Linked DNA regions of Mus musculus: regions 1 and 3 are each linked to region 2. The links are chromatin loops, found by intact Hi-C in ENCODE. Cell type or tissue: left cerebral cortex. All regions are shown on one strand. Links, peaks and the distances in the headings refer to the core of each region. The heading gives the core; the rest is flanking DNA.

Region 1 (9,935 bases), core at 3,003-8,002, 200 kb before region 2:
GAAGCAAATCCCTTGTAAATAATTAAGCAGTAGAATGGAATCACAGGTAAACGATCAATACAAAGAACTTCAAAAAGACAGAAATACCAAAAGCATACACAAGTGGAACCCAGGTCCTCCACATATATGTACCAGATGTGCAGCTAGGTTTTCCTATTAGTCCCCAACAACTGTGTTCCATGGTATTTTCATACACGTGCTCATTACATGTTAGCAGCCCCTGGATGCTGACATCTTGAGGGGTAGATTTTAGTGATGGGGAAAATGCTCAGTATGGATGGTTTTAGACTTTAGCCAGAATGTCAGCCTTTTCAGGTTAGAGATCTTGCCATGCAAATTTGAAATGACTCCAGTAGCAGTACTATCTTAAAATCCCACATAAAGGTTCATGTATTTTTATTGTTGTTCTCATATTGGAAATGTTTGGTATAGGCTGCTAAGTCCAGGGTGACCTCTAAAACACCCACTGGTTTAGGAAGCCCTAAAGGCTATGAAACCTTTGAGGGTGGAGTTCCCAGTAACTGCAGCTAATCGGGGCTAAGTCACTTCCTCGCCCTTCCTGGGCTGAGCCTGCAGCTTTCCTTCATGAGCATTCAGATGGGTATATGATAAAACTGGCAAATACCAAAGGGAGGAGAAGTGGGCTACATGACCCGAGGAGCAAGGGAAAATGATAAGGATGGATTTTTAAGGTTACACACAGCTTTTCAGTTGTATGTTTTCTCATTCAGTTATTTAAGTATCCAGGGTGTCTGTGTATCCAGATTGTGCTAAGACCTATGGATATGTTTAGCTAGATGCTAAGACTGATTCTGAAACTTTAAAATTAGGTTTGCTAACATGTAATGCACACTTATATGAAAATACCATATAACACATCACATACAATGCACATATATGATGAAAACTTTAAAAACAAAATTAAGACTTCAGTGGCTGGAGAGATGGCTCAGTGGTTAAGAGCATTTGTGACTTCTCCTTTAGAGGACTGGGGTTCAAGTCCTAGCACCCACATGGACACTCAGAATTGTCTATAACTCCAGTTCTAGGAGATCTATCTCACCAGGCATGCATGTGGTAAACATATTTGTACATGCAGGCAAAATACTCATACACATACAAAGTTATAAAGAAATCTTTTTTTTAAAAAGTAAGCCTGCTAGACTGTTAGGAAATGCCATGAGGACTAAAGATGAAACCTATGCCTTTAATCCCAGCACTCAGGGAAGCAAAGGCAAGCCGATCTCCATGAATCCAAGGCCAGCCAGGTCTAAATATGTAAGTTCCAGACCAACCAGGCTAAATGGTAAAACCCTGTCTCAAGGGGTACTGCCTACCATGGAGGCTCAGGGTGAATCAGGCAGACAAGAGCATACAGAGCAATCTAAAAAGAGGAAAAAAAAGCCTGGTAGCAAAAGAAGCTCCATGCCGGGCGTGGTGGCCCATGCCTTTAATCCCAGCACTTGGGAGGCAGAGGCAGGAGGATTTCTGAGTTCGGGAAATGATGAAAACATAATTTTTATACTTAACAGAATGATCCTGGAAAGTCAATTTAAGTTTCTTTTTAAATTTTTTTCCACAAAGCTAAAACAATCTTTAATTGGATTTTAAAAACTTCCTATGGTCTTTACTATTTTATATATCCAGGCAGGTGTTTTGCCTACATCTATATCTGTGTACCTTATGTCAGAGGGAGGCATTAGATCCCCAGAACTGGAGTTCCAAGTAGTTGTGAGCTGCATGTAGGTGCTAAGAATTGAACCCAGGTCCTCTGGAAGAGCAGCCAGTGCTATTTAACCTGAGCCATTCTTTTCTCGAGCCTCCTGTGTTCTTTTAACAAACTCAAGTCATTAACTAGGACTGCTGAGTCTGAGGTCAGCCTCTGCTGCAGAATGAAACTCTGTCTCAAGGGAAAAACAAAAAAGGCAAGGGGTGGCACCTTAGGAACTGGGTTCCTTTCTGCTCAGAATTTAAAACACAGGCCAACACTGAACAGCTGTTCTTTTTCAGGAGTCCCTCTTGAGTCCTTACTAATGATTCTGTGTAACTTCTATTGCCCTCAAAAGTCCTTACTGTTCTTTTGCCCTAGAAAGTCCAGCTTGCTTCACTAATTCTAAGATGTAGTTTGCAATTATGGGGCTGCCTCTGAGACTAACAAAACCCAACTGACTTTAAATAATCTCTCAAATGGGTTTCCAGAAACCTAAATAGCTTCAGCCTCCTAGCCTGAACTGGAATTCATGAGAATCAATGTCAGAGTTTGAAGAACATACACAGGTGAGCAGACAGATGCAATAGGCATTTTTGTGAAGTTGATTTTTTTTCCCTCAGTTTTCTGAAGGACTAGCTATTCTCCCAACATCATCAGCTGCTCCTCCACAATGGGAAGACGCTGTGTGTGCCATGTGGCATCGTAAAAGATCTTGGAAGCATTTACATTTAGTGTGGCACCAACACACTTCTGAAGGATCCTGATGGCAGACTGGGAGAGGAATAAGGCCTTCTCGTTAAGGGGACAAAGACATGAATGGAAATACAGAATCCACAGAAGTAGACATACGTAAAGAACAATTTTAAAGTTTTCACAAAACCTAAGCTATGGGAAATTTTAAGAAAACTTTGCCCGAAAAAGCTAGACGAGGGAGACTAGCTAATTAAGATCTATGATCAGGAAATCAAGCTTCTCACGCCTCCTCTGCCTGAAAACAGTGTGATCTGGTACCAATCTGGTACAGGGACATGGAGTACAAAAGAAAACTTCCCAAATTTGTTCCTTGCCTGATCTACAGCTACAACATTAACTACAAGAAGAGCTGAGCATCTGACATAGCAAGAAAAGCGCACGCTAAGAACTACACATAAGAGCAGCACATAAGGGCAGGAGAGATGGCTCCATGGTTACGAGCACTGGCTGCGCTTCCAGAGGTCCTGAGTTCAATTCCCAGCAACCACATGGTGGCTCATGACCATCTATGAAGGGATCTTCTGGCATGACTCCTACACTTAAAAAAAAAAAAAGACATAAATAAACTTTAAAACTTATAAACAAAACAAAACAAAAAGAACAGCACATAAAACTATCCACTCCAGCTTGATGAGAAGTGATGGGGGCTGCTGTCATCAACAAAGGAGAGTACAGTCCCCTAACTGATCCTTCCAGGGAGAAAAGTGCTCAGGCTGACCAGCCAGGTTCTGTGCACATCAAAGAGTATCCTCAGGTTGAGCATGCCAATCCAAAACTCTGAAACCCAAACAATGGCATGACATTCAAAAAAGTTTGGACATGGGGCTGTTTGAACTTAGGGATGCTGAACCTGTAAGGTCTCTGTAGATCCTACATCCTAAAAACCTGAAATCTGAGCAACTTCTAGCCCCAGTATCCCAGAATTTGCACACCCATCTGCATGGGTTTACTTGAATTCATGTTATGTTTCAAACCCATTGCCATTAAAGAAAATAATTGGTGGCCTAGTCAGCTCAGTGAGCCAGGTAGGCTGGCACAGGCAGCACTGAACAAGAGTCCTCACCAAACCCCATGTCTCAAACAAGATGGAATGTGAGGTATGGCACTCCAGTTCACACTATTAAATTATGCAAACATGCATCAGCAACAGCCTACTTGGCACTCTGCTGCTTTTACAATCCCAAATCACGGGGTTATGATCTTAAACATTTATGAAATTGTTTAATAATCCTCATCTAATAATTTCAGGATGCTGTGGACTTGAGTAATTCTCTTCTCACTGCTGGGTGTAGGGCTGTAAGCCTGTAACCTCAGAGGTGAGAATTTCTCTCCAAATTCAAGGCCAGCCTGGTCTATATAGCAAGTTCTACACTAGTCAGAACTAATCCTGAGCTGCTAAAAAAAAAAAAAAAAAAAAATACAACCGCCCCCCCCCAATGCCTTTCTACAAATTAATTCAGAAAAATATTCTTGGATCAGATGAACTAAGCTCCCCCCACAGCCCCCCACCCCACCCCCTGTTCTCAATACATTCCTTTCCCTTTGCTAGATGGCTCCAGGCATGCCTGCGTCTTTTCTATTGTAATTCTACCAAGATAATTTATCTGTGTATTCCTAGCAGATTGCAGGAACTCACTATGAAAACAAAATTCACATACACTTTAGTTAAAGGCCAGCAGCATTTGTACTGGTGACTCTGTGTCATATATTCATCCAAATTGAAAAACTGGTGCTGGCGGGACAGTAGTGGCCCACACCTTAAATCTCAGTACTTGGGAGGCAGAGGCAAGTAGATTTCTGTAAGTTCCGGGCCAGCCTGGTCTACAGAGTGAGTTCCAGGACGGTCAGGGCTACACAGAGAAACCCTGTCTCAAACAAACAGAAGGAGAAAAAAGAAAAGGAAGAAAAAGAAAACTGTAGATGACGAAATGCAAAGCAGACATCTGCATTCACTTACACAACTGAGGGAGACATGATGGACCTACATAAAGTCTCTAGGGACTGAAGGCAAAAGTGGGGCACGTGAGGCCAAGCCAGGCTTAGAGCTGACCATACTGAATGAGCACAGTGGCTTTTTTGAGAGGCACACAACTCTGCTCAAATGGTAATTGCCCTCAAAACTAAAAACAGAAAAACCAGCACGAGGCAAACCTTATTATTAGATGTTTTTAAAGGTTTGTAAAACCCATGAACTTTACTGATAAAAGACACTGATTTCAGAGAAAGGAGCTTCAGTTACCAAGAACCAATCTATCCACCAAAACTTAGAAGAGAACCTTATTATCATTATAAATGACAATAGTTCTTACTCCCCAAAAGGGATTATTCGAAAGTCAGATACCATAAAACAACTCACATTCTCAATGAACTGGGTATTAGACAGCATGAGGAAGTCATTGAACACATTATGCAGACGACAATGTGTGGCTTTGGTCTCCTGAATTAATCCATCCACCTGCTTCTTGATTTCATGAGTCCTGGAGATAGTCTGCTGTGAGAATTCCTGTAGAAACTGTAGTAGCTATTTTGAAAAGAAACATACACAAGTATCAACACTACATGTGATTTAAAGCAAAACAAACAAACAAAAAACCCCTCCCCTTTTGCCCCTATGTTAAGAAAAAGGGATGATACTGTTGATCTAAGGTCAGGTGACCCTGGAAAGCATTAAGAAAGCTCATCAGATAAGTTTGTCCAGAACACAAAACCAGTATCACATTTCTACAGGGATTTAAAGCCCTGTTTGGTTGTCACGCTCCAGAGACCACATAGTGTGACAAAACACCCCAAATCCCACTTGTATGAAAGTTCTGAGCTCTTAGGTCCCGAAGTGAGCAGATCTACTCAAAAATATGTGCTGCCCCATTTAGCCCCAGTTCTAATACAGAAGGGCCTCCGTAGAGACAAAGCAGTCCTTGGAGAGGGCAGAAACAGAATCTGCTCAGCAGGATGGCGTGGAGGGCAAGGTTGAAAAGCCACTGCACGGAAGGAAACCCGCGTCTGCGCGGCAGAGTGCTGGGTAGAAGCCCACAGGGCCGCCCTCCCCGGTGTCTGAGATTGCGCCTTTGAATACTGGAGGAAGCGTGTCCCCGAGGAGGGGTAACTACAACTCTGTCCCTCCCTTGGCCCCGGGTCCCCCGCTCACACCGGCGTCAGCCGCCAGAGACCAGTTCTGACTGCTGCGGCGGATCTCCTCCACCGACCAGGGCCGTTCCCACACCGGCTCGGATGCCGGAGGCCGCTCCGAGTCGGGGCTCGTCCGGTTCATCTACAGCGAGAAGGACAAAAAGAAGAGCTGAGTCTGGGGCGAAGGATCCAGCCCTGCCCTCCTGGGCCGCCGTCCTCACCACGATGACACCGCCACTCAGCAAGCTCCAAAGTGACTACGGGAGTGGCTACTACACTGCCCACCCAGCGCGGTGGTAATCACATGGTTCACGTCACGTGATGGTGTCCTCACGTGACCTGGGGCGCAGCCTCTGATCGGGAGCTATGGGTTAGTAGCTCCTGGGTAATTGGGTTTGACCAGAGAGAAGGTGTTTAAGCGGCCAGCTAGTGCGAAAGAGGCGGAAGGTACCAGTGGGGCCCATGCTGAGGAGTCCCGTGGCCTACCAGGTGGGAGCTGAAGAGGAAGGAGAGCGGAGGACGACTTCCTGGATGTGCGGCGGCTTTATTGATTATGCATGTGATGTGAGACTAGCCCAGGGCCACAGTGACCCTCAATGTGTACATCTGCTAACCGGTTTGGTTTCAGTTCAATGTGGATCCGCTTGAAATTCTTGAAACCCTCAGCTGAGATTCAAGGCCGGGAGGTGGAGGGGTAGAAATCGAAATCCAAAGCTCCCCTGGCTGTCCACTAGCACTTCCTTGTGAACAGACCCCTTTCTGAGTTGGTCTTGCCCAGACTGACTTTTAGAAATAACCCCTTATCTTTCCTTTTTGTGTGCCCGAGAACAAGTTACTTAGCTTCTTCTATAAGCTTTCTTCTGCATATTAAAGAAGCAATACAGCCGGGCATGGTGGCGCACACCTTTAATCCCAGCACTTGGGAGGCAGAGGCAGGCGGATTTCTGAGTTCGAGGCCAGCCTGGTCTACACAGAGAGAAACTCTGTCTCGAAAAATAAAAATAAAAAAGAAGCGATAATAGGTGTTAAAACAGATAGTGCCTGGTATATGGTGAGTGCTCACCTTAGATCTTATCATTTCTCCTGTGCAGATTATTTTTCCAACTTTCAGATTTTGCTTTGTGGCCACCTCCGTTGAAACCTCATTAAAGATTTCTCTTTGGTATGCAACTAAGACAAATGAAAACCTGCTCAGGTAAAAATCTGCAAGAATTTTCACTGTAGTGTTGATCCATACCCAGAAAGCAGAAGCAATCTAAATGTCCATCAGGTGACGAATGGATAAACAAAATGCTGTAGAACCACGCAATTCACCAAAAGAAATAAAATGCTGATATATGATAGGGCATGAATTAACCTAGAAATACTTCAATTGAAAGAGGTCAGTCATATACATGAGCACAGGTTATTCTATTTATATGAAATATCCAGAATGGATCAATCCAGAGAGAGGAAGTAGGTTGGTGGGGGCCAGGGATTGAGGAAAGAAGGGAATGGGGAGTTAACTGCTTATGAGCAAGTAGTCAGCTGTGAACTAGTAAAGCCAGGGTAAAGGCTCAGGTTGGTTTCTGTAGCATTAGTGTGATTGTATCTGTGTTGCTGTTAGGGTGAGCAGGTGTTATAGATAGACATTAGATTTAGGGTTATGATTAACATTGTGGTTATGGTGCTATTTTGGGGGTTAGGGTTAAGGTGGCTGTCTTAGTTATTTTTCTATTGTTATAATAAAAATTACCTCAGAAGCAACTCATAAAAGGAAGGGTTATAGTTAGGATTTAGTGTTACGGTTAATGCTGAGATAGTTGTGAATTATGGTTAGGAGAGCGTTAGTCTTAGGGTGAGCGTAACAGATGAAGGTTTAATTAGGATTAGGGCAGCCTTAATATTCATTACACAGCTGGGTATGGTAGCACACAATTTCTTTATCCCAACCCTGAAGAGGCATATCTAAACTGATACATGTTTGTGTGAAGGCAGCCTGGTCTTAGCTTAGTATTAGTGTTAGGGAAGGGTGTTTGACTAAGGTTAGCTTAAGAGTAGTTTTAATAGAGTTTAGAATACAGTTTGAGGTAAGCAAACCCCTTGAGACCTAATACTTGAAAGGCAGAGGTAGACAGATTATCTGTGAGTTTGAGCTCCAACTTCTCTACATAGAGAGTTCCAGGCCAGTCAGAGCTGCATGGTGGCATGATATCTCAAAAAAAAAAAAAAAAAAAAAAAAAGGTTAGGGTCAGAACTAGAATTATAGTTAGGCTTAGGGTTGAGGGTCAGGATCAGGTTAAGGGTTAGGGATTAAGGTTAGAGTTAAGGGCTAGTTATGGTTAAATATAGTGGTAAACTTTATACATAATCCTAACCCTTAAATAGAATGCTAAACCTAACCATAGTCCCTAACCAGAACCCTAATACTAACTCTACCCCTAATTCTAACCCTACCCTAGTCCTAACCATTGCTAAATCTAATCTTAACCCTAAACCATAGTGATAAAGTAACCTTAACCTAAAAACTATACAGAAAATTAACCATAATCTTTTTCATCTTAATCCTAACCCAAACCAAATACTAACCCTTAATTATAACCTTAAGCCTAAGTTACCGTCTTAGTTAGGATTACTATTGCTGTGATGAAACACCATGAACAAAAGCAGCTTGGGAAGGAAAGAGTTTATTTCACTCACAGTTCCATTTAACAGGTTGTCAAAAGCAGTGAGGGCAGGATCCCAAGCAGTATAGAAACCTGGAGGCAGGAGCTGATGCAGAGGCCATGAAGAAGTGCTGTTTATTGGCTTGCTCCTCAAGGTTTATTAGGCTTGCTTTCTTAAAAAACCAAAACCATCAGTCCAGGGTTGGCACTGCTCACAATAGGCTGAGCCCTCCCCGCCCCCATGGGCCATTAAGAAAATGCCCTACAGGCTGGCCTACCACCCAATCTTATGGAGTCATTTTCTAAATTGAAGTTCCCTTCTCTCTGAAAACTCTAGTTTGTGTCAAGTTGACATAAAACTAGCCAGCACACTTACCCTAATAATAATTATTACACTAACATGATCCAAAAATCTAACCCTAACATTAACCTTAGACATAATCCTAAACTGAACCCTAATCAAAACCACGAGCCTAACCCTAAACATATGTAACAGCAAAACAACGCTCATATTATTCAGAGCTCTAACAAACCCCTTCATCTAATGTAATTGTAAGACTAACTCTAGGCGTAGCTCCAACTAAACTAAAACCATGGCCATGACCTTAATACTGACCCTAACAATGACAAACCAAACCCTGTGATAATCTAGACCCCAACATAAACCCTATTCCTTACTCTAAACCTCATGTAACTCTAAACCTAATCCTACATCTTAAGGAAATTAGAACCAGAAAAGTCAAAATATCCATAATTGTAACCAGAATCCTAACCCTAGCCCACTATAAGAATCCCAATCGTGTACCCTAACCCTAAAATTAACCCTAACCTCTAACATCTAACAATAAACAAACCCTAACTTCTAACCCTACTCCCTAACCTCTCTCATAGGTAGGCCTATATATGCAGCTTTATAAACATATGTATTTCCTAGCTCTGTAATAGATAGGTATATATGTGTAGGTTCACATGTACCTGTATTCCTTTGCTCTCTTCTAAGTACAAATGTGTCCTCCAACTCACATCCACAACTGTATTTCTCAGTTCTGTTACAGGTCAGCCTGTATGCACGTTCAGATGCATGCAGTTTTTAAGCATGGTCCTATGTTCGCATGAATTGCATTTTCACAGACATGAATTATGCATGGTCACATGTCAATGTATACATGAATGTCCCCATACATGCAATTTCTAAGCCCTGTCTTACATATGTTGTCATATTTTTGTGTGTTCTGCCTATGTTTGTACTCTGTCTGATCATTCTTTTATGGCAGCATGTGCACAAATGTTCACACTCATGCGGTTTCTGAGCATTGTCATATGATTTACATACTGGGTTTCACAAAAGCCATGCTACATAGTGAGATTCTGTCTCAAGGGAAAAAAAGGGAAAAGAAAAGAGAAAAAAAAGAAAGAAATTGGGCCTGAAGATGAAGATGTAGCTAACTTCAAAGAAGGTTTGCATTGCATACATGAGACCCTAGAATTGATCCTTCACACCACATAAGCCAGGTATGGTGTTGGCATATACTTGTAATCCTGGCACTGGAGAGGTAGACAGGAGGACCATGAATTCAAGGGCATCCTTGTTGGCATGCTAAGTTGAAGGCCAGCCTGAGCTCAAGAGATTCTGTTTCAATTTTTTTCAAGTTTTAGATATTAAAGACATTATCAAGAGAATAAAAAGGCAACCACAGTTT
Region 2 (9,935 bases), core at 3,124-8,123:
AGTGCCAGTCCCCATGGTATAAACATTGAAGGTGGGGTTACATGGCTGTCCAAGTGTGATGGCTCACATCTGTAATCTCAGCATTCAAATGATAACTCAAAAGCAGCCTGAGCTACATAATGATAATCCTTTGTGGAAGGAAAAACAAACAACAACAAATGAAGGGTGTAGCTTAGTGCTGGAACACTTGCCTAGCAAGTCTCTGGGGATCCATAGCCAATACTTAGAAAACAAAAGTATAGAATGGTAAAATCAGTGGTAGGAGACAAGCATATATGGTCTATGACTGGAAGAGAGATTTAACTCAAAAGCTGAGAGATGCTCATAAAAAGAACCTGGATTCCCTGAAACACACTTTTTAAAAATGCCAAGTGTAGTGGCACATGTGTAACCCCAGCACTGTGGAGTAAAAATGGGAGGCTCCCTGGGGCTTGCTGGCCAGACAGTCTCACATAGTTGGCAAACTCCAGGCCAGTGAGAGGCCATCAAAAAAGGTTGAATGGCACCTGAGGAACAACACATAGGGCAGATGGCCATGTGGTACGTGCGCACGCACACACTCCTCAGTAGAAAAGGAGGCAAAGGTTATGAATAAATGGTTCACAGAAAAACAAAGATGAAATAAGTATTCCAGAAAAAAAATGCTTAACTTTCTATCCAATCTGTATGAAGTGAAATATGGGGAAATATTGATTCCCATTTGTGTTGAGAAATGTTTTATTTATACAAATACGTATAGAAGCTCCACATTACACTGCTCCCAGCGTTTGTTTGAAGAAAACTGGTAAAGGATTTCCATGATTGACACGTGTATGAGTCTTTCTGTACCAAACATTTTAAAGGTTGGTTTTCAGTGATGCCTGTGTGGGGTATGTGCAAGTGAGTTCAGAGCCAAAAGTCACAGAGGCCAGAAAAGGGCATCTGGTCACTGAGAATTGAAGTGACAGGCAGTTGTGGGTGCTGGGGCAGAGCTGGTGTCCTTGGTGAGAGCAGTGTGTACTCTTACCTACCAAGCCCTCTCTAAGGCCGGGCATGAGGCTTTTTAAGAGACCATGTTTCTTCTCTTGTGTCAAACTTTCAAGACAGGGTTTCACTGTGCATCCTAGATTAGACACTCCAGCTGTCTGTGAAGGACCCAACTGTGTGCCTGCTGAGTGCCCTAAGACAAGTTCAGAACTGCACCTCAGAGCCTCTGAGCTGTGGCAAAAGTCTGAGTGAAAAATGATAATCTCAGGTCTCATGGGTGCAGGCACCTGCCACTAAGGCTGATGATGTGAGTTGAGTTCCTAGAAAACACGTGGTGGGAGTAAAGCACTAAGTCCCACATGTTGTCCTGTGACTGCCACATGTGCACAATGGCAAGTGTGCAGATACACACAGAGTATATGAGTAAACATAAAAATATAGATACACACAAGGCATAAGCAAATATAAGCACACACAGAAAACTGCCCCTTGAGTGCTAGATTATAGGCATCTGCTACTACCCCTGGCTCTGTATAAAGAAAGGGCACAGGTGAGATGGCTCAGCCAGTGCGTCCCACACAAGCTTGACCACCCACCGTAGAGGAGAGAGAACCCAACTTCTAAAAGTTGTTCTCTAACCTACACGTGTATACTTTGGCACACACATGAGCAAATGCACGTGCACATACGCACACACACACACACATACACATGCACACACATATGTATACAGATACACATATTTTTTTTTAAACAGAGAAAGACCCATGACAGTGAGGAAAGAGACTACACAGTGTCCTATGCTGGGTTGTGCTGGACCATGTCTGAGGTTGTCTGAGGCAGAATCTGAATGGGTTTGGACCCTTTGAGCTCTTCCAGCCTGGGGGTGTAGTTCTGGAAACCAGGGACCAGTGTAATATCAGCAGTTGGTGTCGTCTGATCCCACAGCTACAGAGCAATCTGTGCAAGACTGGCCTGCAGCAGGGCGCTGACATCGGGACAGGAGCCCAAGCTCTGTGTGGGAGGGAGAAGGGAGGGTCTTCCCACCAGGTGAGAGAGAGCAGTAGCTCTCAGCGGAGGCTGCAGAGCGGCGGGGCTAAGAGATGATGCTGTGCTTTGTGGTCCTCGGTCTGGTTTTTGTCCCCTTTAGGAGTGGATGTAAGAAGCTGAAGACCCAGGCCCCACACATGCTAGGCCGGCACTTGAGCACTGAGCTACACAGCAGCCTGAGGAGCTGGGGTTTAGATGGGCCAAAATGGCTTAGGAGGGTGTGTAAATTAGAGGAACTGTGTCAGCAAACCACAGGCTGAGGGGACCAAGATGAAGAGTTTGAGCAAGCGGGAACCAAGCTGCAAGGAGCAATAAAGGCCAGCTGGAATGGTAGCTCGGTGGCTGACGCGGACCAGGATGCACAAGGCCATCCCCAGTATTGAAAAAGATAAATAAAAATTAAAAACTAGACACTGAATGCCATGCTCCAGGTTTATTTACCTGGCCACAAGAGAAGCCATTGAAAGTGTCGAGAGATGACCCAGCCATATGTTTAAAGGCAATTACAGCCTTTCAAAAGGAACCAGTAGCCAGGTTTTCATGTCATCCAAATGGGCAATATGGTTGCAAAATGCGTCCTGCAGGCTTTGGCCCTGCCCACCCCACCCACCCACCCCCCACCCCCGTGAATACCATAAGGAAAGGAGGTGAAATTTTGCAACTTCCTCCTCCTTGCCTTGCAAACAAGGAAGTAACAGTCACTGTAAGAAAACAATTTCACAAGTTTTAAAGACAATGAAACCTTAGCTCTCTCAGGCTGGCTTCGGACTCACTCTGTAGTGAGGGTGGCCTTGAACTCCTGAGCTTCCAGCCTCCCCTCTCCCTGTGCTGGGATCACAGGTGTCCACTTCTGCATCATCTGGCTTTAGAATTCAATTTTTTTTTTCAAGACAGGCATAGAGGCACATCTTCATAAACCCAGCATTCTGGAAGCAGAGACAGATCTCTCTATGAGTTTGAGTCTACCCTACTCTCCATAGCAAATTCCACAGCCAGCATGACGCAAAAAAAAAAAAAAAAAAAAAGTAAATAAAAAGATTTTTAAATTTGATTTTATTTTTAATTGTGTTTGTGTCTTTCTGTTTGTGCACGAGGCACTGATTATAGTTGTGTGCTTGTGTGTGCAATGGTCATGGAGGCCAGAAGAGGTTTTACAATCCCCTGAGTGCTGGGAACTGACCTCAGGTTCTCTGAAACAACAGTACATGCTCTTAAGCAACAAACCATCTCTCCAGACCTTATTTTTATTTTTAATTATAAATAGATGGAGGTGAGGTGGGTATGTATATGAGTGTAGGTGCCCATATGGAGGCCAGAGCATTCCTTCTCTGAAGCTGGAGTTAGAATTGGTTGTGAGCCACTCAAGTGCTGGGAACCAAGCTCAGGTCCCCTGTAAGAGCAGTACGTGTCTCTTAACTGTCCAGCCGAGTAGCTCTCCAGCCCCTCAATTTTTTTTTTTGAATCTTATTTATTTAGAGTTAGAATTTCTCTGTGTAGCCCTGGCAGTCCTGTAATTTGCTGTGTAGACCAGGCTGGCTTCACTAGCCTCAAACTCAGAGATCAGCCGGCATCTGCATCTCAAGTGTTTGGATTAAAGGCATACACGACCACACCCATCTCAAGATCCCCAGTTCTGAAAGAAATCAAAGAAAAAAAAGGAGAAAGGAAAGAAAGAGACAGAGGGGGAAAAGAATGGAAGGAAGGACTGAGGGAGAGGAAGAAGGAGAGAGAGAGGTGGGGGAGGAGGGAGAAAGAGAGAGAGAGGGAGGGAGGAAGGAGAAGAGCCACTCAGGGAGAGTGGCATATGCCTGTAACCTCAGCACTAAGGGGCCAACTCTGGAGGACTGCAGGTTTGAGGACAGCTTGGGTTGTGTAGTAAGACCATGTGTGAAAACACAAACAAAAATCCCAGTTTCATTTGACATAATCCAGCTTATCTAGAATGTTCTTACATTTCAGGAGGGAGTAAGTCAGGAGTGACAGAGCCTGCTAAGAGGCACAGCAAGTCATGAGTGACAGTAGCTGCCTCCCTCATGGAAGGCTAAATTCCATGTCACAAGCCACTTACTCCAGCACCCGATAAGAGGCTTCTTATTAGAAGACCTGGTAGTCAGGTACCGATCGATGTCACTCTCCAACACTCCAGAATGTGTCCTCTGTCATTGACCCCACAAAAGACCAAGTAGTCAATATGTGGGCTTTCCCTGAGCAGCCTTGGATCTCGAGTGAGTCTGGACCCCGGCCCCCCAAATCTATATATGTCAGAAAATTCTGCCATAGTGGTAACAAAAGAACGTCCCAGCCACAAAGGACAAAAACTTGCCAATAAATACACAAAGGCTCAACTGGCTCTGAGATGCTGTCTTTTGTGGCTTTGTCCCCAGCGTCTAAAGCAGCACACAATAGGTGCAGCACACAATAGGTGCAGCACACAATAGGTGCAGCACACAATAGGTGCAGCACACAATAGGTGCTCATTCAAGAGTAGAACTTAAAAGCCCACTGCTTATCAAATCCTGCTTGGTCTACTTCTGAGGATGCAGCCAAGCTGCTCTGCCAAGTAAGAGTTCTGCTCTGCCTGCCTGCCTCCCATGACATGGGAGGCCCGAGGGCGTGGTTGGCAGTTTGACGCTCAGACTCTTGCATTTCTGCTGTTCCATCAGGCCAGGTAAGGAACCAGGATTTGTTATCAGACTGGGGAGATGGTTCGGTGGACCCACTTAAAGCTGGACTCTGTATCTTTGCCCCCTGTAATTCCAGGGATGCTGAGGTAGACACGGGAGCTCCATGGCACTCCCTGGTCAGTCAGCCATGGTCAGTCAGCCCAGCCATGGAGCTCCAGGTTCAGGAAACTATGTCTTTAAAAAAAAAAAGTGGAGAGCGATTAAAAAGAGACTCAACTGTGAGAATGGTCACAAAGCCTCTTGGCCCAGCAGCCTGACTCCCTGGGCACGGACGGGTACAGAGAGGCTTTGGCTACAGCAAGCCAGAAGCCTGCACTGAGCTTCTATACACAGAGAGAGAGAGAGAGAGAGAGAGAGAGAGAGAGAGAGAGAGAGAGAGAGAGAGCCTTACACCCTGGGCTCTACACACATACCCCACTCATACATGCACACCCTGCATGCACACACACATGCACATATGCACACGTGCACAAACAGTTCTAGGGCTTCAAAACCCATATTGACTTACCTGTAAATTTTGAGGTATGGTTTCACTCTGCCACACTCATAGTGGTCCTCCTGCCTCGGCCTCCCAAGTTCTGGGATTGTAGGTATGCAGAGAATCCAATGTGAAGGGAGAACACCAGGTCTTTCTTTCATGGACAAAGGCTCCTTTCCAAAATCCCAAAATGAGAGTAGCTGTCTCCAGGGTCTTGGTTGATGCTAAGTCATTGCCCTACCCCTGAGCTAAATCCCCAGACCCACCCCTTAAAATTCATATGTGCAATACTAAAGTTTGAATCAGCCCAAGAAAATTTAATAAGTTGAATTAAACCTGGAAAAAAAAAAAGACAACAACAAAAAAGGTAACATCTAAATGACAGTCTCAGAACCTCCCAACTGGGGCAAAACCACTATGAGACACGCGATGGGGACTCCTGGTTTTAGAGTAGGATTTGGTAAGTCTGATAGAAGTGTTGTCAAGCCATCTGCTACAGATCACCCATGCTACTTGCCTGTGTCAACTGGGGGAGGCTTGCATGTTGTTGGTGAGTGGGAGTGGCAGAACGTTAGAATATGATGGGTCTGATGTAAGGAGATCCTGGAGTTATAGGAATCACTCTCGAAAATTATTAAAAACAAAAGGCAAACCTGGTCTCCGTCGCCACCTTGTGGCTATGTTTGGGATTGCACCCTCTGAGACACTCCCAAGGATCCACCATCCACACTATCTTTAGCATGTTCACGACAACCCACTCCTACAGGGTTCCTTGATCCTGTGGGCCCTGCTAGGCACACTCTCCCATTTCTGCAACTGAACGTTTAATGAACATACCTGTAATCCCAGCACTTGGGAGGTAGAGACGGGAAGATCAGGGTCACGGGTCACCTTTGGCTACATTGGAAGTTCAAGGCCAGCCTGGGCTGCCTGCGACCCCCATCTCAAAACATCTTTATGACCACTGACCTGTTTCTATCCACCTCTTCCCACCATAGTGGAAAAACTATCTCAGTGATTCACCTGTGTCCCAAATGCCTGACACAGAGCCAAACATAGACCACACACACACACACACACACACACACACACACACACACGAGGCTTCACGTGAGTAAAATCAGGAGAGCACAAGAGTCTTGGTGTCCTGCCTGCTGGCTGGGAGCAGCGGCTCCCTCAGTCACCCCAACTAGAGAAGAAGCACTGTGGCTACAAACACTGCTGCCCAGGACCAGGAGGCCCCCTCCCTCCCTCCCTCCCTCCCTCCCTCACACAGGGAAACTAGGGTTAGGCCCAGGACTCTAGCCCCAGTCAGCAGACCTCAAGGCTGTCTTTACCAGTTGGCTCAATGGTCTGGTTGGTCTGCACCTCTTAAGTCCACCCTAGGGGGCTGGTGAGATGGCTCAGTGGGTAAGAGCACCCGACTGCTCTTCCGAAGGTCAGGAGTTCAAATCCCAGCAACCACATGGTGGCTCACAACCATCCGTAACAAGATCTGACTCCCTCTTCTGGAGAGTCTGAAGACAGCTACAGTGTACTTACATATAATCAATAAATAAATCTTAAAAAAAAAAAAAATGTCCACCCTAGGGCCTAGCTCAGCAGGGACAGTGGGTTGGGACAGTCCTGGAATTCAAGAACAGTGGTTGCAGGCCTTCTGACCAGCCACTTGCCTCGTTGCCTGACTCCCTGGGCATGAGTCACCAAGAGGGCTGGAAAGGCGTGGCCACGGTGTGCCTGGCTTGAAAGGTGTCCCTGCCGCCCTGCCGATGAGCAGTCGCTTCCTTTTCCTCCCATTGTGTGGCTCGCTTCCTTTGTCTGTCTGCTCACCGGCTCATTTCTCAGTTACCCTGTGACATTCGGGCTGACCTGGATTTCCAGGCCATTCCCACACATAGCTTTAAGGTTGCCGAGTTGTCTAAATCTGAATGAGCACGTGTGTGAATGTGAGCCTCTATGTTTGTGGCGATCAGAGGAAAACCCTTCCCCAGGCGCCTTTTCTTTGAGACGGTCTTGCACTGGCTTGGAACTTTCACCATGTAACTAGGCTAGCTAGCCATGAACTCCCAGGACACACCACCTCTGCCTGTCCTTCCCCGTCACTGGCCTCACAGACCTGTGCTACCACTCCCAGATTAGGGCCTTTTCTATCAGCCCTGGGTTTTGAACTCCATGTCCACACTTGTGTAGCGAGACTTTACCTTCTGAGTCATCTCTCCTGCCTGGTCCACTGTTATAAAAAGAAACTGCTAAACTTTTTGAGACGGAAGCCTGCAGCTGCGGTCCAAACATTGAGAGCCCTTACTGCTCCTCCGAGGACCTGGGTTCAGATCAACTCCCAGTAACTCTAGTTCCCATTCAATACTCCCTTCTGGTCTCCTTGGGCACCGGGCATTCATGTGATGCATGTACATACATGAAGACAAAGCACATACATAAAAGTAAATCCAAGGGGCTGGTGAGATGGCTCAGTGGGTAAGAGCACTGACTGCTCTTCCGAAGGTCCGGAGTTCAAATCCCAGCAACCACATGGTGGCTCACAACCATCTGTAACAAGATCTGGCACCCTCTTCTGGAGTGTCTGAAGACAGCTACAGTGTACTTACATATAAATAAATAAATCTTAAAAAAAAAAAAGTAAATCCAAAAGAGAGAGAGAGAGAGAGAGAAAGAGAGACAGATCCACAATGGTAGACCACATCACTCACCTAGCAGCAAACAGAGGTCCCACCATGTTTGACACAGGTTTGCTAGAACCTAGAGGTGACTCCCCCACGAACTGCCCCCTTATGTGTCTCTGTGTGTACACCCTATGCTTTCAGGTGCCTGCAGAAGCCAGAAAAATGCCTTGGATTTCCCTGGAGCTGGAGTGATAGGTGATTGTGAGCCACCTGCTGTGGGTGCTGGGATCTGAACTCTGGTCCTGTTCAGCTGGAGTGTAGATGTTAACTGCTGAGCCACCGTACCAGCTCTGCCACACCACACTTTGATTTGGTTTGAGTCAGGCAACAGGTTGTCCTGTGGCTGTCCTGAACCTGCTGTGTATTCAAGGATGACCCTGGCCGCCCGATGCTTTCTCGCCCTCACCTAAGTGCTAGGATAACGGGTGTGTACCAGGCCAGGCTTGCCAGAGTCCCGACTTCTCACAAACCCAGAGGCTCTCCCTCCTAGAAGCCCACTGATTTCCTGCGTGCTCCTTGCCAGCCAGGAGGGAATTCTCAGGCCAGCTCATGATGCAAGGATATGAGTTTCCATCAGCCCAGGAGGCCTGGTCTGGCCTGCCCCTGCCTGCTTTGTTTCCAGCCTCCCTCCTAGACAGGGGGTCTTTTGAAGAATTCCTAGGAGAGAGGCAGGAGAATAGCAGCGAACCACTAGGTGTGTTGGACAAGCCTGGCCAGCAGGGGGCCTCCTGGCTAAACTAGAATTCTAGCCCAGTTCTACCGCTGACACCTGGGGATTCCGCCCTGTGGATGGGAGGCAAATCTTGGCTGCACCTACTGTGTGCCAGGCCTAGGGGCACCATCCAGTAGGAAAAAAACCCCAGCGACACTTTGGTCAAGGAGGGCCTCTTTAAAGGGGACGTTTGAGCAGAGTCCAGAGCCAGGCAGCAGCCTGGGGAGGTCTGGAGTAAGTAGAGCAGAGTGATAGGGTAATGGGTCCTGGGTGGGGGCTGGAGGAGGGGCAGGTGTGCTGCCAGAGCGGAGAGCAAAGGGATGGTGTCAGAGGAGCTTAAGGCAGAGATGCCAGGGGGATGTGCGGGGGCCGGGGGGTGGGGTGGGGGGGAGTGACCTGCGGATGTGTGTGTGTGTGTGTGTGTGTGTGTGTGTGTGTGTGTGTGTGTCTTGTCATGGCTGCCTGGGTGGCTCTCCAGCAGTAATGCGTTGTTTCTTCAGTTCTAGAGGCAGAACTGAATGAAGCCCAAGGTCAAGGTGCCCCAGTTTTCTTTCCAAGCCCTCTCCCAGGCATGCAGAAGGCCACCTTCTCACAGCCCTAACCACCTCTGTAATGGCTTGTCCCCAGATGCAGTCACTCTCCAAGACGCTGAATTGCAATGTCACAATTGAGCCAGTCACACACTGCTTTGTCTGAGAGAGGCAGGGGCTTTGGCTAGGAGAGGGAGAAAGGGAGAGGTAGGGGGAAGGGGATGGGGGTAGAGCCCAAGAAAGAGTACCCCACTCTAGGGCCGCAAATGGCTGCTTGCAGGAGCTGTGAGCTGCGTGCTCAGCTGGACATGAGGGAGTGGCGCTGCGGGTCTTAGGCTCAACCCCAAGCTCTGCCTGAGGGAGATGCCAGCTTGCTAACTTGCATTCTGCATTCAGCAAGCGCCTACTGTGTGCAGTCTGCCTCCACGGGTGAGGGAGGCAAGGATAGGTCTAGTGTGCTGACTCGGCCAGTTCCTCCGGCCCTCCTTCTTCCTCCCTTGTGGGGAACCTGACTCCCACTTGGACAAACATCTTGTGGCTATTTCCACCTCGCCTGCCCGGAGCCCTGCCCGGCCTGAACAAACACTCAGGGCCTGTGTTTCCTGCCTCGGCTCTGGGAAAAGCCCAGCTGGGGCTGCTGAGGTCAGCCTTGGAGGGAAGGGAAAGGAGGGGGCAACTTCCAGGGCTGCCAGCACAGAACCCTGGGCGGCAGGGTCTTCTCTGAGCATGGATCTCTGTGGGAAGATACAGAACCCCTCTGCCACCAAGCAGGGCTGCTGGGTGTGGCAGGAAGAAGGCTCACAGCACCTTGGGACTCCGTGGCCAGTCCACTGG
Region 3 (9,935 bases), core at 3,337-8,336, 180 kb before region 2:
AGAATAAGCCACAGAGTTAGTTGGAAAACATTAGTTGGAAAACAGCAATGTGCTGATACCTGCTGGGCCAGCATGTGTTCTCATGTTGTCCCAGCAACCATGCCTACAGAAACCTCTTTGCCTCTAAGAGAAAGGATGAAGTCAGGGCATACCATTTCTGGCCTTCTGGTGGACTGGGCCAGTGTGGTGTAGTGAAGGACATGATGTGATGGGGTACTGTACATAGAGGCTATGTTACAGATGCTTTGCTGGGCATAGCAGCTTGGCTGGGGCAGGCATCTCTCTTAGAGAATATGGCTATCTGGAAAGGGCAAGAGCAGCTGGGCACATGGTCTTGTTGGTGGGGGAATAGGACTGTTTGTACAGCATACCAGAAGTGTAGCCTGTTTAGAAGGTAGGCTTTGTCCCAAAGCATATCAGAACAGATAAAAGCTGCTGCAGTGGCATGGCCTGGGTGGCCATTAAACACTGTCCTGAGCTAGCTCACCAGACAGCTTAGATGAAAACTGATCTGTCCCTCTGCCACCTTCCAGTGCCCCCCCCCCCCGCCTCTTGTCACCAAGACACACTAATTCCTTTCAGGATTATTCATTTTCAGCTTAAAGCCCATTATCAAGATCAGGACCACTGTAGAAGCAGATGACCTGGGTTATTAAAGTCCGAGACACCAGGTAGAGTAGCAACATTTGTAGAGGAAAGCAGGTGATCCATTTCTATTCCGTGCTAGACCCTAGAGGCAAGAGGTCCTGAAATGCATTGTCAGGTCTGAAAGAAGCTAAATAGGCATACTTAAGACCTTGGTGGTGCAAATGAGATGACAGAAAACTGAGCTAAAAAAGAAAGGGGAGGGGCTGGAGAAACGGCTTAGTAGTTTAGAATGCTGTTTGCTCTAGATGATTGGGTAGGCTTACACTGCCTGTACCTCCAGTTCTGGGGGTACCTGCTGCCCTCTTCTGGTCCCTAAAGGTATCAGCATAGACACATAATTTATTTTTATTTTATTTTATTAAATACTCAGCCAAATGTAAAGAGCTATTTAAATAGGATAGATTCATCATTCATTCATTTGGTAATTCCCTGCCGGGATCTGCAGAGGGCTAGGGGGTTCACAACAGCTGAAAGTTCCCCAGGTTTCTAGAGTTCACCATCCAGAGATGTTGAAGGGGGAAGTTACATGTTTGCTGGACCCAGAAAGGGGGAAGTTCAGGGATGTTTTGAGAGTACTTCGTGGAAGAAGCTGACCTGCACTGTGGGTCAGCAAAAAGTTCTCTGAAGAAGAGACATTTAAGGTGAGGCCTCAGGTTACCTATTAGAGAGGAAGATGTACCGGGCACATGGGGTGTGCATCTGTAGACTCTGAGGTGGGAGAGGAAAAACTTGCATAATAGTTAGAAATTCAGAATTATAAGCATATGGTAAATTTCTTGACTCTATGGAAATAGTTTTTCACAGGGTTTTTGTAGTGTTTTGCCTTTGAGTGGTTTTGCCTGCGTGTATGTATTGCAACATGTGCATACAGTGCCCTCAGAGGTCAGAAGGTGCCAGATTCCCTGGAACTGAAGTTACAGATGGTTGTGAAGTGCCACATGGGGTTGGGAGTTAAACTCAAATCCTCGGCAAGAGCAACACATGCTCTTAATCCCTAAGCCATTTCTGAAGCACAACCCCACCCCCAATTTTTATTTTTTGATTATTATTATTATTGTGTATGCATACAGCTGACTGCATGTGTAGAGGGAGGTCAGATACAACTTTTAGGAGTTAGTTCTCTTCTTCCAAGATAAATAATAAAATAGTTAATCCTTTCTTTGTAACCACAAACTGCTGCCTGCCAGTAAGAGAAGCTGGCTGCGAAAACTACCTTGCTTGCTCACATTTGTTGATCTATAACAACTTGCTTCTTTACGAATGTACATGGGTCCTTAGGAATAATTTATTTACCTGCACTACATAATGTTATTTCTTCTAAAGGTATAGGGGAACATACTGTTTTATCATAGTCAGTCACTAGAAAGAAAATAGAATGTAATCGCATCATAATTTTATATTGCTTGAAAATTTTGCAAGGATATAAACTATGGTAGAAAAATAAAGTTGTTGGAACTTTGTTCCATCTATCAAATCTGTATATATGTATACGTGTAAAGCTTGTGTTAGTGTGTGTCAGAGCTTGCTCCACCCAGCATGTATGTGTGTATATGTGTATGTATGTACATGAGAAATGTTTGGAGCCTGCTTTTTGGAACTTTGTTCCATCCACCCACCAGGAATGTGTGCGCATGTGTGTGTGTGTGTGTGTGTGTAATGCTTGGAGCCTGCTTGTTGGAGCTTTGCTCCATCTATTCAATGTGTGTGAGTATACATGTCTGTCCATCTATCTGTCTGTAGGTTTGCACGCATGCATGCATGCATGCATGCATATATGTATGAAGTTATTGGAGTCTGCCTTTTGCTTCATCCACTCTGTCTCTGTGTGTGTGTGTGTGTGTGTGTGTGTGTGTGTGTGAATTTTCTCTCCTTTTCTTTTTCACCAGACCCTAAGAGTTAAAAGAGTTCAGAGTCTTTCACTGGCCATAGGTAGTGACAGCCTCAGTGAATGAAGCTTTGTTCCCTCAGAGAAAAGAAGTCAGCTGAGTAGTTTCTCTAATCACTGGCTGTGACAGGCAGCAGCCTCCATCAGTCGCTGTCTGGACCAACCCATGAGCTCCTTTTAGCGCTGTTTTCAGCCCTGACCCCATCACTGATGCCATGCCTCGCTGCCTGCCTCAGTTTACTTTAGGTGTCAAAGCTGGTCTTTGACATATCTTAAAGTCCAGTTCTAAGAAATATAATGCCCTCTTCTGGCCTCTGCAGGCACCAGGCATGCACAGGGTGCACATACATATGTGCAGGCAAACATTCATACATTCGAACAAAATCTTCTTATAAAATTACCCAGAGTAGTGTTCACAGATTTTGCAGTGATTTAGTGAAAGTTCTGACATATGTGAGCAACAACTTAAGTCTTTAGTCTCTCCATGTTTATTTCCTATAGAAAGTATTATTAAATAACATTTGTTAGTCAACTTTGACTATACTTTTTTTTTTTTTTTAGACAAAATCTCACTAGTAAACTAGACTGGCCTTAAATTCCCTAAGATCTGCTTGCCTCTGCTTTCTTAATGCTGAGATTAAAGGCATATGCCACCAACGCAAGCTAACAGTGGTTTCTGAATGGTACTGCGCATGTGAAATGTTTGAGGGTTAGCAGCACTACTTGGCAAGGATTCAGAGGTGTCTTTGTTGAAGTGGGCGTGGCCTTATTGGAGGAAGTCTGTCTGCTACCTGCTTTGCTGATAGGGTACTAAACCTTGGAAACAGTAAGCAAACCTAAATTAAATACTTTCTTTTCTTAGAATTGTTTTGGTCCCTTTTCCCTTTCTGCCACCGCCATGCCATCCGGACTGAGGAAGACCCGGAAACTCCGAGGCCACGTGAGCCACGGCCGCATCCGTAAGCACCGCAAGCACCCAGGCGGCCGCGGGAATGCTGGAGGCAGGCATCACCGCAGGATCAACTTTGACACATATCACCCAGGTTGCTTTGGGAAAGTTGGTATGAGGCATTACCACTTGAAGAGGAACCAGAGCTTCTGCCCAACAGTCAACCTGGATAAACTGTGGACATTGGTCAGCGAGCAGACGCGGGTCAATGCAGCAAAAAACAGGACTGTAGCTGCTCCCATCATTGATGTTGTTCGATCAGGCTACTACAAAGTTCTGGGCAAGGGAAAGCTCCCTAAGCAACCTGTCATCGTGAAGGCCAAATTCTTCAGCAGAAGAGCTGAGGAGAAGATTAAGGGTGTTGGAGATGCCTGTGTTCTGGTGGCTTAAAAGCCACACCGGAGGTTAATTAAATGCTAACATTTTCAAAAAAAAAAAAAAGAATTGTTTTGGTGTCTCTTCATTAAGACATTTAGCTTTTTATTTCTTTTCTTTTGCTTTTAAAAATTAAGTATGGCTAAGGAGAGAAGTATAACAGGTAGGTTACCAGTCTTTAATTTTAGCTACTCAAATGACAGTGTGGATACTGTAGTTTGAATCTGCAAATCCCTAGATGAGTAAAATGTTACCTTTTGTTGGTTAATGGCCATTTTTACATCTTGTGAAATACTTACCAAAGCTTTTTGCCTACTGTTTTATTGGGTTGTTTGTCCTATTATTTCGGGCAGAGGAGGTAACTGTGTAGTTTAGCACTTACTTAGCAGGCCAGTTCAATCCTCAGCCCTGAAAGAAAAGGCCTTACATCTCCTAGACTAGACAAGACTTTCATTGGATATACTCTACTTCTGAGTTCATTTATCATCAGTAATTTGCTTTTTTAATTACTCAAATGTTTATAAACAACATGAATTTTGATAAAATTTAACTTATCAAATAATGTCATGGTTCATGACTTTAAAATAAATCTTTGCCTAACTCAGGGATACAAAGACTTTTCTGTATTTTCTTCTTTCTTTTCAGTCTTATCTTTAGGTTTATCACCCATTTTTTAAAATCAGCTTATTATTATTATTTTTTACAATGGCATACATGCTTAGCCTTCATTTTCTGATCATTTTCCTTGGTGGCTTTATTCATGCTGCCCCTTACATGTGCAAGCTCATCCTCACCACCCTCCAATCTGAGTCAACCCTGCCACCTCCTTCTCCTTCACCTTTCCTTTAATTTATCAAAATGTATATCCATTTTACTCCCAATGTTTTTCTCTATGAGCACACTGCGTCCTTGCTTTCACCATCTTGCCAGTTGCTTCCTGAATGACCTCCCTCACCCAGGCCACTTTTCACATGGCTGCATAATAATTTAAAATCAGACATAATAATCAAGTTCCTAGCCCTGCAACCACGGCTGAAGAAAAGCTCAAAGGCTTCCTGAAACTCTCAGAAGTCCCAAACCTTTTTTATCTACCTCTTTTCACGTGCAGTCTAGGTCCTGACTGCAGCACCCTGACCAGTAGCCCCTTAGCTCCCCTTCTGGCCAGGCCGTGTCCTCACCCCAGTGCACTCTTTGCAACTTAAGGATTGTTAAATTGGACTGTAGCTCCATCATCCCCAACTACATTTCGCCCATTTGGTCTCCATCAGCTTTCAAACTTCACGAGCCAATGGACTCTGTTTATTACCGTTTTCCACTCACAGATCCTCCAATACCGGAAGAAGCTTTGCCATCTTAGTGACGGACGACTGAGTTAGAGACATCCCGATAATTAAAGAGATGAGCTACTAGGGGTTTTGTCATTGACCTAAAGCCAGTCCCTAGTTGGAAGGCCCTGGGAGTCAAGGTAGAGAGAATTGTGCGACTCGGAGGAGTGGGTCCCAGAAATTAGCTTTAGCCTGTTTAGCAGGACAGCTGGCCTGAGTTACTGAGGCTCTGAGGGCACCCGAAAAGCAGAGAAAGGGGCTGAGGATACGTGGGGTCCAGAGGTGGAAGAGCCGAGAAGCTGAAGAGCCCACGGTCCGAGGGGTTGAGAGGCTAAAGAACGACAAGCCGAGGAGTCGAAGAGCCGAGATGCTGAAATGCTTCAGCGTCTGAACTGCAGGAACGGTCAGGAAAAACTCTGGCGGAGGATGCCGCACCACCTGCAGCGCCTCCGCTTACTTGACCTGCGCCCGCGTGGGGGGGTGGGCCTGAGGCGTGGCTACACCTCTGGGTCGGGTCACGCCCCCACGGCGTGCGCGGTCCCGCTCGGCACCGCCTTGCGCATGCGCTGTCGGCGGGAGGCGGAGGTTGTGGGCGGCTGTGGCGACGGGGTGCGCGTTCTCGTTCTAGCTGTCGTTCCCTCGCGCTGGTTCGCGCTCGCGCGCCGGGGCCGTGGCAGCGGCGGCGGAGGCGGCGGCGGCAGCGGCTGAGGCGGCGCGGGGGGCGGGCCGGGAGGGGGGGGTGGTCGGGGTGGGGATGGACCGGGCGCGGCGGCGGCAGCTGCAGGAGCCGGCGCTGGAGACCGAGCCGCGGCGCTGGCGGAGACGCCGGCTGTCCGTCGTCTCTCCACCGGTGAGTAGGACTGGCCCAGGCCGTGGGTGGGGACGGGCGATCTCTTTAGCGCGGCCCGTCGCGGTCGCGGGGCCTCCTCGAGGCCTGGCGCGGATCGGACCTCTGGTCGCTCTGGCGGCGCCGAAGCCCCGGGCCTCCGGCCGGACCCCGCGTCTCCGGGCCTTCTGCCTGTCATTGGGACAACCCCCGCCCCCGCCCCCGCTCGGGCACTCTCCCCCGCTCTCCTTTGGGCAGAGCTGAGCGAGGGGCGTGTGAGGACTCGCGCCCAGGCCCAAGGCCTCCTGGCTAGCCGAGGTCTGAGAGTCCTCCCTCGTCCGGCCCTGCGGTACCCATAAGTTGGCCACCGAAAGTCAGCCCTTGCCACCTGAAACCAGTCTTGCACCTTTTGTTTTGATTTTGAACTCGTGGTTTAACTTGGAGGAGGAAACCCGCTGTCCTGCGAAGAATAGGTGAGATGGGAGTCTAGGTGGTTAGGATGCCCTTTATTAACCCTTTTTGTGGAGAGCAGGGGGCCCGCAGTGAGATGCATTTCGCTACAAAACCTGAGATTTCAGCCTCAGCCAAAGTGTGGACGGTGTTGGTCCAGTGATTCAGTGTCTGTCCCACTCCATCCCTGGACAGCGTTGATGGAGGTTCCCCTACTGGATCTGCTGCTGGGGCTTCTGGAGGTAGCCCACTTGAGCTCTTGGAGAATATCTCTCTGTGCTCTGGTGTCACGTTTTACCTTAGTCTTCATAGATCATAACCAATGTCCAGGCTTAGGTTTTATTGGAAAAAAAAAAAAAACGACTACCATGCACCCCTTCTAAAATGGTTGTTGTCATAGCCTGACATAGTTGTCAAAAGATCCATGTGCACATGCGTCCCTGGAATTCCTAAATTGGCTTTTCTTTTAAGGAAAAAAGAAAAATAGAAAGAAAACAAACACAGTAAAAACCCCAAGATTGAAAAAGCAGGTAACAACTTTAGAATATAGCACAAGTTTGATTTGTTCCTCTCCCTGTCCTGTATCTTAAATTTTAGAAATTAAACTAAACCTTTGTCTTTGAGTGTATAGAATTTGCATAAAGAAATTGTCACAAAGCTTGGAGGAAAACCTTAATAGAAATGGTAAGATATAAAATCCTCCAGGACCTGGGGTCTTACCCCCCAACTTTCATTTACAGATTGAGACTGAAATTGTGAGTGGGTGGTAGTTTTATCAGTGTCTCGTAACAGAGATACTTAGAGGTGGGATTTTAGATCAACAGTACCTTGCCCTCCACCAACAGAATTGGTTGTGTTTTTTGAACTTACACACCCACTCTCTGGCTAGTAGAGAAAGATTAAAAAGCTGCTTCTGGTTTGTGGGTGGTAACCTTTTAATTTCTAAAGAATTCTCATCTGCTTACAGACTAGATAGTTGATGAGCCCCATAGGAAAATTCTAGATATTAAAAATTCATTAGCACATGATCTAGATATCTTGTCATTATGGACGCTTATTAAAGACTTGACGGGATATCAGTACCATGTACTCTGTATAGGAAATGAGATTTCTCAGAGTATTTGCATCTTAAGATAAACAGAAGCACAAACAGTGACAGTGTTATGTCACCTCTCAGTTGTTGAGTCTTTCATGAGCATAAACCTCTTGGAGTTTCAGTGTCTTGGACTAGTTGGTGAACACCAGCAATTTGAACTGTTTGGTTCATCTCTACTGGAATGATAGCCCTTTTCTATAGGAGAAAGCATAAACCCAAGAACATTTATGAACCATTCACTCATTCACCAGATATTTACTGAGCCTTTACTCTGGCCCAGAATTCTTTTTAGATTATAATAAAGGAACAGAACAAGGCTTCTGCCTCAGTGAGCTGCATTCTGGGTGTGGAGCAGAGGCATAGACAACAAATAAGCAGGCATGACCATTTCAGTGACTAGAGGACAGCAGGCAGTAAGCGCTTTGGGTTTGTTGTTTGTTTGTTTGTGAAGAAGAAAGTAAATATTTTAGCTTTGAGGCACACAGCCTCTGTTGTAGCCATGCAGTTATTGTTTCAGTATGTGCAGCAACAGACAGAAAGTAAACTGGCATGTCTATTTTCCAGTTAAACTTAGACCCTGAAGTTTGAATTTTCACATATCATGAAATGCTCGTCCTTTCCTCTTTCAACCATGTAAACATGTAAAACTAATCTTGGTTTACAAGCCACTTAGAAACCTGGGGCAAGCTGAAACTAGATTTCTATAGAAAAAGTTTGCAGGTCCCTAATGAGGATTATGATAAAAACAAACAAACAACAAACAAAACAAAGAAAACACTAGTGTGACAAGTAACTAGGGGCTAGGTGGAGGGTTGCTGAGAGAAGCCTTGCTAGGGAGAACTTGAATTATGGCCTGAAAGATGGAAGAGCTTTTCTGACAGGTGGAAGTGTGAAGAAATGACCATGTTCCTTGCATCGAAGTCCCCATACACCATGCTCTTCTTGCTTTTGTGCCTGTATGTATGTATGTATGTATGTACTCCATGTATAGCATGGCATGTGTGTGGAGGTCAGAGGAGGCTTAGCAGTAAGCACCTTTATTCACTAAGCCATTTCACTGGCCCAACCTTTGGGTCTTTTCATCCTGTTATATTCCACTAGTTTATTGCTGTTCCCCATCAATTGTAAAAAATCTTGTTAAAGAATTTTTTTTGTTTTTGTGTTTTTGAGACAGGGTTTCTCTGTATAGCTCTGGCTGTCCTGGAACTCACTCTGTAGACCAGGCTGGCATCGAACTCAGAAATCTGCCTGCCTCTGCCTCCCGAGTGCTGGGACTAAAGGCATGCACCACCACACCCGGCTGAGATTTTTTTTTTTTTTTGAGTCAGGGTTTCTCTCTGTAGCCCTTGCTATTCTAGAGCTATGTAGACCAAGCTGGCCTTGAAGAGCTCAGAGCTTCTGTCTGTTCACCACCATGCCTAGTTATTATAAAATCTTACAAGTTAAAAAAAAATAATTCTCACGTAGTTGCTTTCTTTAAATGTTCAGAGTGGTTTTCTAGCCTATATATGAACAGCTTTAATGATAAAAAAATTCATGACTTCCAGGTAGTCTATGCTGTTATAAATGTAACTATTACAATATTCGTTCTGTGAGATTGATCTTTTTACCTGGGAGGGAACCTGCAGGTGGTTGTACCTCATTCCAGGCTTAGGCTTCAACATTGGTGTGTGGACAAAAATCACTCACATAGAGTGCAAACTGTACTTGACAACCCTTTAAACTGCTCAGAAAATAGTGTGCATTTTTTGTATATATAATCATTTAGAGTTTTTGGAGACTCCGAGCTTCACTGGAGGAAGAAACAGGAGAAAGGAATTTTTATGCAGATATGCAGGCCTCCAAACCCTTTGCTTTTAAAAATAGTTACCTAATCTCTAGCAGAGTGTGGGAAATGGAGAATTCCGATGGATTGCTAGCTTCATTCAGACTTTAATTCTATTGTTACATTAAGTCTACATCACATTAATAAATGCTTATAGCTTCCTGTGAATATTAAGGTGACTTGTAGGTAAGGACATGCATGGGACAAAAAGTAGCAATATATGTATCCGGTCCTGTGAAAAGTTGAGAAAAACTTGGCCACCTGCTTCCTGTCTTTCCCTCTTGGTATTTCCTGTTATGGCTCTAGGGAACAGCTGTCACTTTCTTTGCCTTGACTATTGGTCACATCTTACAGAAGTCACTTGTGTGTTAAATGGGTGCATGATGATTATTTTTGCCACATGGCTCTTAAAGTATTTGAGCATTGCCATTGTGTTGCCATTCAACTTTTTACATTTTAGGGATGCTTTTTGTTTGTTTTTCTATCAAAGGGAGATGTTTTTACATTTTCTATTTTTTTCATTTCTGTTTGCCTTTTTCTAGTTACTTTACTATAT

What was found. A loop is a pair of places that touch in the nucleus more often than their neighbours do. Peaks named below come from ENCODE experiments on the same cell type or tissue, not always from the same donor. Only the 100,000 strongest peaks of a DNase experiment are listed, where the experiment ranks them.
Region 1: it touches region 2 in a loop (4-fold over the local background); 7 of 42 quality-filtered maps call a loop at or near these places.
Region 3: it touches region 2 in a loop (3-fold over the local background); 7 of 42 quality-filtered maps call a loop at or near these places.

The regions. Positions count from the first base shown.
Region 1 is chr6:116,204,004-116,213,938 of GRCm38, reverse strand. Washc2 (WASH complex subunit 2`) reads right to left here and starts at 5,906. Exons shown (of 31, transcript NM_026585.3): 1 at 5,812-5,906; 2 at 5,610-5,732; 3 at 4,821-4,985. The coding sequence starts at 5,732. 9530062K07Rik (RIKEN cDNA 9530062K07 gene) reads left to right here and starts at 5,946. Exons shown (of 4, transcript NR_131013.1): 1 at 5,946-6,037; 2 at 6,682-6,785. In left cerebral cortex, for the core only: no CTCF peak of the experiment used is centred there; a DNase peak (open chromatin) is centred at 5,895; H3K4me3 peaks cover 1,874 bases; H3K27ac peaks cover 1,373 bases.
Region 2 is chr6:116,006,649-116,016,583 of GRCm38, reverse strand. No RefSeq gene overlaps it. Among named protein-coding and RNA genes, the nearest start is that of Plxnd1, 17 kb to the right of the region's middle. In left cerebral cortex, for the core only: a CTCF peak has its summit at 5,852 (motif pointing left); a DNase peak (open chromatin) is centred at 5,846.
Region 3 is chr6:116,189,355-116,199,289 of GRCm38, reverse strand. Tmcc1 (transmembrane and coiled coil domains 1) reads left to right here and starts at 5,916. Exons shown (of 6, transcript NM_177412.1): 1 at 5,916-6,032. It also overlaps the pseudogene Gm8213. In left cerebral cortex, for the core only: no CTCF peak of the experiment used is centred there; a DNase peak (open chromatin) is centred at 5,735; H3K4me3 peaks cover 3,215 bases; H3K27ac peaks cover 1,286 bases.